2 separate regions of the Homo sapiens genome follow, and region 1 is linked to region 2. A link is a loop called in an ENCODE intact Hi-C map of the cell type or tissue named here. Cell type or tissue: A673. All regions are shown on one strand.

Region 1 (5,000 bases), 220 kb after region 2:
TTGTGGTCCTGCCTGGATTGGGCTGTTGTCGTTTCCCATTGACCTTAATCACAGAGTATGATAATACTAAAAGACACCCTAATTGATCTCCTGTATTCCACGAATTCTCTTCCTTACCTCCATTGTGGAGGAGTACACTGATTTCATACTGATAGTCTGGGTCAATCACCCCAGCCAACACTATAACTCCCTTCTTAGCCTGTTGACTTAAAGATAGGAGGAGCCCAAAGTGTCCAGGTGGCAATCTTAACTTCTAGTTTAATGGAATAATTGTTGTGACTCCTGGTGGCAATGTTCCTTCCTCTGGAACTAAGACCTCTAGGCCAGCAGAACATAATGCCACAGGAACAGGAAGCAAAAATTTTGCTAGGGGGTGATGGTGAGTGGTGCCACTTCCACTTCTGCCCTTTGATTCCTGGACCCATGAATCCTGGCTATGGGAGAAACAATACCAGGGTCTGCCAGCCTAGAGGTCTTAGTTCCAGGGGAGGAACGCTGCCACCAGGAGACACAATTATTCCATTATGTATCTATATATATATAGATATATATAAAAACTTAATACTACATATAGTATTAATAATATATTATATATTATAATTATTAATAATTAGTATTATTAATTATTAATTACTTAGTCTTTGCTCCTCATCTTGCAGAGAGCCTATTGTGGGACCTTGTGATCATATAAGTTAATACTTTATATATATATAAAGTTAATACTATATATAGTATCATATTATTATACTATATATAGTATTAATATATTATAATATATATTATTAATACTAATACTAATTAATTAATTAGTACTATATTAAGAACACACTAGGTGCTGTATATACATTATCTGATTTGCTTTTTAAAAATTGTGATAAAATGCATATAACAAACTTTTTTATCTTAACTACTTTTGAGTGTACAGTTCAGTGGCCTTAATAAATTCAAATTGTCATATAATCATTACCACCATTCGTCTACAGAACTCTTTTCATCTTGCAAAACTGAAACTCTGCACCCATGAATCCAAAAGTCTCCATTCCTCTTTTCCCTAAGCACCTAGTAACCACCCTTCTACTTTACGTCTCTATGAATTTGACTACTGTAGGTACCTCTTACAAGTAGAATGGCACCATATTTGTCTTTTTATGACTGCTTGTTTCACTTAGCAAAATGTTCTCAAGATTCATCCTTGTTGTAGAATATGTTAGTATTCATTTCTTTTTAAGACTGAATAATATTCCTTTGTATGTATAGGCCACATTTTTCTTATCCATTCATCTACCAACGAACACTTGTGTGGCTTCCACTTTTCTGGCTATTGTGAATATTGTGGCTATGAACATCAGTGTACAAATATTTCTTCAAGATCTTGCTTTCAACTCTTTTGTGTATATAAACAGAAGTGAAATTGCTGGATTATATGGTACTTCTAATTTTAATTTTTTGAGGAACCACCATACTGTTTTCCACAGTGGCTACACCATTTTATATCCCGACCAACAGTACACAGGGGTTCCAATTTCTCTAAATCTTGCCAAAATCTGTTATTTTGTTTTGTGTTTTTTATAGTAGCCATCCCAATTAAAGCCATTAAAACCACTGATATCACCAGTAGATAGAAGATGGTATCAGTGGTTTTTATGACTTCAATCGACATTTCTGTAATGATTGGTGATTATAAGCATCTTTTCATATATATCTTAAGTAGAAAAATGTCTCTTCAAGTTTTTGCCCATTTTTATTTGGTTGTTTGCTCTTTGTCCTTGCATTATAAAGGTTATTTATATATTCTGAATATTAACCATATCAGATATACGATTTGCAAATATTTTTTCCAATTCCATGAGTTGCTTTCTCTATTGATTGTATTATTTGATGCACAGAAGTTTTTAATTTCAATGTAGTTTAATTGATCATTTTTTCTTTTGCTACTTGATTTACTTTTCATATTACTTTGAGAGATGTATATTTTAGCCCAATTTTATACAGAAAGAATCTGAAGCTTAGAATATAATTAACTTGGCCAAGTCTACACTACCATTATGAGGTGAAGCCGAGTTTCAAATTCAGTTCCATCTGACATCTCTATAAGCCATGCTGCAGTACTAATTTAAATATTCATATTGTTACCAAATTAAGAATAATTAATTAGAATAAACTTTCTGTCCCATCCTGAATTTGCAGATTTGTCAGTTCTACAAATATAGAGTCTGATTAAATTGATTAAGAGAAACTCTTTCCCCCAGATGGCAAAGCTCGGACAGCCAGATGTCTTAGATATTGTATTCTTTGACATGTGAACTGCTTAGAAACAGAGAAAGATAAATAGTCACACAAGACTTCTGACAGAATGTCACTGTTTAGAATAACTAAAGCAAGAGGTGAAGGGGTCAAACATGATAATCAGGGAATGCTGAATGTGGCAGCAGGTCCGATGTGTGAGATCACCTCTAAAATTGCACTCATAGAATTGCATTCATAAAATTGCACTTACAGAATTGCCAAAGAGAGTTGGTAGAACCTTCTCAATAGGTAAGAGCAGCCTGGCCAACATAGCAAAACCCCGTCTCTACTAAAAATACAAAAATTAGCTAGGTGTGGTGGCCCGTGCCTGTAATCCCAGCTACTCAGGAGGCTGAGGTAGGAGAATCGCTTGAACCTGGGAGGCAGAGGTTGCAGTGAGCCTAGATCTCACCACTGCACTCCAGTCTGGGCGACAGAGCAAGACTTTGTCGAAAGAAAGAAAACGGAAGGAAGGAAGGAAGGAAGGAAGGAAGGAAGGAAGGAAGGAAGGAAGGAAGGAAGGAAGGGACGGAGGGAGGGAGGGGAAAGAGCAAGGAAGAATTAGTTAAAATTTAAAAATTAAAAAGTGTCTTTGCACAAGGACCAGAAAGAAGGCTTTTCTTTTTCCATTTTCTGAACCATGAGCTTTGGTCTAGAAGAAGCCCGAAGTCATGAGCCAGCCTAAATCATGGAACCTCTATAATAAAGCATAACATGGATCTCTTTCCTTCTAAACTCCCTTCTACTCTTTGGCAGGAAGCAAATTTAAGGGTCCTCTTTTATACCTTATGTATCTATTAAGCTTATCATCTGAGTTTCTTACAAAGCAAATTTAAGGGTCCTCTTTTATACCTTATGTATCTATTAAGCTTATCATCTGAGTTTCTTACAAATTTTATTCCAAACATAGGAAACAAAATAGAGACCTAAAGCTTCTAACATTAAAAAGGCAATATTTTATGATTTCAAAAAGAAAGTCTATATTATTAAGGTTTAAATTAGTAAAGTTTTGAATAATGTGACCTGGCAACATCTATTTTAAAATATTCATGTACTTTGACCAACAGATTCATTTTTTCATAAGCTTATCATTTAACAGCAAAGAGGACAGGGGCCCTGGAAACAAACCAAAGTTCATCAGTAAGGGAATGGTTGAATAAGTACATTTATACAATAGAAAAGTATACTGCTATTTAAAAAATAAGCTAGCTTTTTTACATGAACCTGAAAGAATGGTATTTCCACTCCATGCAAACAGTAAGTTGTAGCAGTGTACATAGTTTTGCCCTATTGTGAGCTCAGGAAAGGGCAAGGAATGGTAGACAGTGAGGTGCTAACATGGGTTACTTTAGGCCTGAAGGAAGGTTGAAGGGAGTATTATCAGCCTCTTCTTAGATCTCACATGGTGACCTTGTTGCAATAACAAAGTACTATTATATAATTTTTTAATCTAGTAAAGACAAAATTCTGAAGTTCTGCTCAACAAATACAATTTGTAAAGTCAAGTTTTAGGCAATGGAGTTGCTTCTCTTTCTTTTTCCTAAAAGACACTTAGTTATCTATTCACACAAAAGGGAAAAACAAATGTTTTCACCTTGAGTGAAGTGAATAAATAACCTGAAAACAGTTTTGAAAGCTCAGAGCCACTTAATTCTAACTTGATTATAACAGGAAAACAGTGAGCTTAATGTATCTCAAAATAAACATGCTACAATGGATTTAAGAAATACTTATTAGTTGACCATCTCTGCTGCTGAATGGGGCTGACCCCAGCTCTGGAGTCAGACTGCCTGGTTCAAATTCTGTCTGCTACTCACTTGCTTGCTACGTAGCATCTGACTCCTTATTTATTCTCTCTGTTGGCCTCCCTTTGCTCATCTATAAAGTGGGAGGTCACTCCCTTAGCAAGGTGGCAGGCATATAATACATGGACAATAAATGTTAGGAGTTAGGCACTCTGCTATAGAGTTCAGTCCCTGCCCTTAAGTAGCTCATAGCAAAGCAGCGAGACAAATATCTAAAAATTAGCAAGAAACACAGCTAATGAAGATTTCTTCTGCAAGGGATCAGAATCATTTTCAGTTCTCCCCAAGTGGCATGGTCTGCAGCAGCTTGAAGATCAGCCAAGGGCTATGAGTATATAGAGCCACTTTGACTGTCATTGTTGGCATAAGTCTGAAAGGAGAACAAGTTTGAAAGACGGGGATAACTGTTTTCCTGTTTTCCATCATACCTAGAAGCAAGTACATGGTATGCCCAAAAAAAAAAGGAGAAATGAGCATTTTAAATCTAAATTACTTTCATATAAATTATTATAATAAAGTGGTATACACTTGTATAATTTGGACAAAAGAATGATCATTATAGGACTAGAAGAAACACAAATGGAGGGCATTAATTCCATGAGAACAACAAACAGTGAAAGAATGTCTAGCTAACTCTTCTTGTCCCCAAAAATGCTATCAGCACATATTTCACTATAGCTGATCATGAGCAATGTGACTTCATTAAATGCAGATAAATACACAGACCCTGTTTCCATTTCATTCAGGCTAACAACATCTTCAAAACAAACTATAACTACTCCTTTGATAACTAAAATAAACACACAAATTAATCATTTGAATTTCCTAAATTTGCCTTGCTTAACAAGGAATTCACTGTATCACAGAGAACTTCTTATGGTTGGATTGTGTTGGCCAAAATGGTATATT
Region 2 (5,000 bases):
TTTCAAAGGCAGCTCCACTGAGTTAAGGCACATGCCTCAAAGAAATAAATGGACTTTTATCAGTAGATCATGAAATATATGTTAGATTTATAAGCAGTTTGTCCCAAGCTACCATGTGGCTCCACTGATGCCTGCAGATCAAGGTAGGGAAGTCAGCACCCACTTCCTTGTGATGAGCTGTGTTGCAGTTCTTGCCTCTAAGTGGATGACTATCTCTTGGTTGGCTCTCAACCATTTCTCAGCCACCTTCCATTTTCTAGGCTTGTGTTTTGGGTGGACATGATTGCACCCTTCCTCACTTAAAGTTATCTTTTTAGGGACGAATCCGATGATACCACCTTTTCATGTAATCCTGTAATGGCTTCATAGTGTTCGTATGTTAGGGTTCTGGAAAGCCATGGATAGCCTGATTCTAATCTTCCTTTCCATATTTATCTCCCTCTACTCAGCCACTCTCCCTCAAGGTTCACTTAACCAATCACTACTTCTTAAATTTACCTTGTGTTTTATGTCCCCATGCCTTTTCTGATGCCCTTACATCTGCATACTTTCTAAATCTTTATATGCATCAGGAAACTTCCTTTTTGAAGTTTTGTCTAACCCAACTAATCAGAATTAATCTTGCCTCCTTTGTGCTGTTCTGCATTTATGTTTTTCATCCCTTATCTATTATCTTCTTTTCCTAGACACCGTGTTTTTCTCCATTGGTATCATCTCTGTGCCTCCTCTAGCACTTTGTTCAGATTTATTTCACAATATTTATCATGCTATATTATAGTTGCATCTGTATCTTGCTGTTTTCCTATTACACTACGAGTTTTTTGGTAGCAACAATATTCAGCTAATAGCTAACATTTTTTGAAGGCTTACTAAGCGACAGGCAGGATCCTAAGCAATTTACATACATAAATCCATTTGATTCTCATAACAGTCCTAGAAGGTTAGACTATTATTATCCCCGTGTTACAGATGAGGAAACTGAAGGAGAGGCAAGTTAAGTAATTTCCTGAAAGTTTTGTTTCTTGTTATTAGAAGAGATGGCATTCAAACTGAGGCCATCTGACTCCATAACCCTAGTTATTTAACTAATTTGCTACACTGCTTGTCCTTTCATCTTCCTTCCATTCCCTTTCTTCCTTCCCTTCCTTCCTTTCCTTCCTTCCTTCCTTCCTTCCTCTGTCCTTTCTTCATTTCTTCCTTTTATTCTTTCTTTCCTTTCTGACTTTACAATACTTACTATAATTCCTAACATGTAGCTGTGGATGTTTCTTGAACAAGTTAACATTGTTTGAACATGTGTAAGTCTTTGGGAAAGGTAGGCACAGCTTCTTCCCAAGCAAACTCTTTAAAAGTTTAATAAATCTAAGTTAACTTTACATAAACAGTTCTGCTTCCTTAGTTTGAAACTGATAATAACCAGAATCCATTTGAAGCAAAATTTAAGTACACTCTTTCAGAGCACACTAACTCACTTAGTGGATAGTCTCTTAAAAAGCAAACTCAAAATGACCATGTTAAAACTTGTAATAAATAACAGTAATAAATCCCTCCATCCGATTCTTGATAGGTTTTATTGAGCGACTTTATAACGTAAAACTGCTTTTAGAGAGGACAAATTTACAAGCTCTTAGCTGACACATCAATGATTTACGTAAATGACTTTTTCAGTTTTAAATCAGTTTCTGGGTCTAAGAATTTGGATGCCTAAGTATACAACTGTACTAATGCATTTCCCTCGTTTGAAACATCATTTTCATGCATCAGAAAGATTATTGATGTCATTTTAATGAAGTATTTTTTTGTTTGACATCCACATCAGTATAGTAAATGAGTAGTTAAGATCTGTATGGGATTGTATGCCATAGAAACACTTTATGTCACTGAGACTAAAGCTCCCAGCGGTCAAGAAAAGTAACAGGGAAAAGGTTACAGAAGGCATTTTCCCATGAGCTTCTATTCCCTGCATTCATAAACCTTCCTGTCTGAGGAAACTCAGATGATCACACCACACCAAACATTAGCCGGCAAAGAAGGGCAGGCTTATCTTGAGATTGCCAAGGAATGACATGTTTATTTAGCTTTGTTTCTTGAAGATGGTCCAACGATTTTATACAGTTCAAACCTGCAATTTCTAAATTCTATAGAGCCCTCAAAATGGAACCCAAATACCATGAAGAAAATGCTACAAAAGTTTTAATGTAGCATTCCTCTTTCTCCCAATGATTATTCTATGAAAACTACACACTTAAAATGCATGACTCTGGGCTCCTTTTCTTTCCGGATTACACCAACTCCAGACACAGACTTTGACACTGTTTTGGAACATTTAACATAGATACGACTTCTGGAGAAGACGTGATGAATTACTACATTTCCTAGTACACATTTGTTTGTGATTAATCTTAGATTTCATTATCTGATGTGGAAGAACTGTTGTGTTTTACATGTTTTAAAATATTAACTTCTTTATCCCAGACTTTTAAATTCGTATAATCTCATCCATCACTCACAGAGAGTGAGGCAATCGGATTTGGCAAGTGTCCCCGTTTAATCTAACTCAGTTTAGGAGCTAACTATAGTATACTTAGGAAGTCACTGTGAGCGGGGCAGGGAGACCTCACTGGAACACTCTGAATTGCAAGACCAAACATAGGGATAGAAGGATCCCTTATTCATGTTAGGTTTGTCTCCATATGAAGCAGTTTAGTGTTTTTTTTTTTTTTTTTCGTAACTTAAGATTGGTTTAACCATTAGACACAGTGGGCATAGTGCCCAGGGCCTATGACGCATGTAGAGACCTGCAAAAATATTCTTATTTTAATTTCCTTTAAAATATGACGACAAAGTGAATATAATAGTAATGTATATATTCAAATCAATCCCACCTGCATTTTTAGAAGTTTTTTTTTTCCCCCTATGGTGGAAGGGGCCCATGAAGGCAAAAATGCCCATGGCCCAACAAGTCATAATTCAGCCCTGTACTCAGTTGATCTGCTGTATGGATTCTTGACAAGTTTTAAAATATTACTTGTAAACAAGTCCTGGGTCCTCAAGTTACAAGTTATGTCTATTGGACAAATCACTTAACCTCCCTGAGCCTCAATTTATTTATCTGTAAACAGGAATAATAATAATAAAGGCTTATTTGTCTGGCATTCTTCTAGATACATTATTAGCATTACCTCATTTAGTCCTCCAACAACTTGGGAAAGGGTTGAGTAAATGAGACAGACACTGCAATCACCATTACACACCGGCCGAAACTAAGGATCAGAGGTCTGATCTGATTCCCCCAAGTACTTACAATTAGTGAGTGATAGTGTAAAGATCTGAATCCAATCTGATTTTAACACTTGCTTTTTTCTAACATCACTATGAGGATTCTGTTATTAACATGATTATTTTTACATGTGTACATAGTACATGTGAAATAATGTTAGATATACGTAATGCATAGTGATCAAATCAAGGTATTTGGGGTATCCATACTGTGAGGATTAATAGGCAAAAAATGTGATCTCTAAACACCTAAGTATCATTTAAATATAAAGTATTTAATTGCAAATGATACTTGCTTTTGCTAACATTTTTTCCCCAAAGGATTTGTAAATCTAAACATGAGAGTTGTATTTAGATGAAACTACTTGTTTGTCTAATAGGTTTTATTCAAATTTATGAAAGGATAGCACACAGCTAAATATTTAGAGGATAAGGAAAAAATATGAATGGCCAGGTTTCCTTTAATTTCTACACACACAGTTCAGCCTCATATCTCTGTGTATATTTTTTTAGTCATAACCATGCACATTTTATGAGGAAATTGATAGTAAATCATCAAATTATGTTTTAAATTGCTCACAAAACAGCTGGATCCCTTAAACATTAATTTAGCAGGGAACACAGCCACTTTAATAGGAAAATGTTTAAGAGCTACATCACACTTTTTTCGCACTTTTTATCATGAGGAAATCTTAGTTGGGAAAAGGCAGGTCAGGCACTAACACTGGTAACATAAGGGAACCAAAATTCCCTTGACTTTTCTAGATCCAGGGAGGCTCCTGCTTTTCCCCAACTGCCAAGTTCTTTGATTGAGGACATAGCAGTGGCCAAGCCATCTACCAAGCAAAAGGAACAGTTTCAACTGCAGGTCAGAAGAAACCCCACAGAATCGTTACTATCCTAGAATGCTGGTTGTGTAAAGAGTTTGCTTTAGCATCGGTTTTCATTTTATGAAAGAAAAAACAAAGGCCAGGTTGGTGAGGTGAGTTGAGATTAGTGGCAGAATTTGCACTAGAATTCAGATGTTTGCTAGTCTGGTACTTTCTTCATAATAATATGAAAAGTATTAGCAAGAAGAACATGTATTCATTCTGCAAATCAATCCAGAAGACCAATGAAATTATACCATTTACAGACTTATCAGTTAAAGAAGGATGTCCCCCAGGCCTTTTTGTTGGATAAACATTTGTAATCTTATTAAAAATTACTGGAAACCATAGTAGTGTCAGCAGTAGCACGGGAAAAAAGTAGAAATAGAACAGAAATAAAATAAAATAATGTACGGTAGCCATCTCACACTAAGACAGGAACAGGTGATTACAAAATTTAAACAATAATAGACAATTATAAGAATAAAAAGTGACCAACTGTCCTGGCCTGCACAGGGCTGAGAGGGTTCCCAGGACAAAGGACTTTCATGTTAAAACCAAGAAACTCCCATGCAAACTGGCACAAAATGCCTAATATATTGTTTCTCTTTAAATTGTCAATTTACCTTTTATCTTCCTTTTATTTTCAAACTTATCTATAAAAATGTGGTTGTTGTTGTGGAAGACAATGTAGTGATTCCTCAGAGACCTAAGAAATACCATTCAACCCAGCAATCCCATTACTGGGTATATACCCAAAGGAATATAAATTGTTGTATCATAAAGACACATACATGCACTATTCATTGCAGCACTATTCACAATAGCAAAGACATAGAATCAACCTAAATG

What was found. A loop is a pair of places that touch in the nucleus more often than their neighbours do. Peaks named below come from ENCODE experiments on the same cell type or tissue, not always from the same donor. Only the 100,000 strongest peaks of a DNase experiment are listed, where the experiment ranks them.
Region 1: a loop joins it to region 2, with 6 times the contacts of the local background. A loop is called at or near these places in 1 of 110 quality-filtered maps.

The regions. Positions count from the first base shown.
Region 1 is chr2:182,575,181-182,580,180 of GRCh38, forward strand. It overlaps a transcript of PDE1A not described here. Among named protein-coding and RNA genes, the nearest start is that of DNAJC10, 140 kb to the right of the region's middle. In A673, no CTCF peak of the experiment used is centred here; DNase peaks (open chromatin) are centred at 2,401 and 2,851; H3K27ac peaks cover 2,802 bases.
Region 2 is chr2:182,357,821-182,362,820 of GRCh38, forward strand. All of the region lies in intron 1 of PDE1A (phosphodiesterase 1A), which reads right to left. Among named protein-coding and RNA genes, the nearest start is that of PDE1A, 67 kb to the right of the region's middle. In A673, no CTCF peak of the experiment used is centred here; DNase peaks (open chromatin) are centred at 1,001, 2,021 and 2,541; H3K27ac peaks cover 2,665 bases.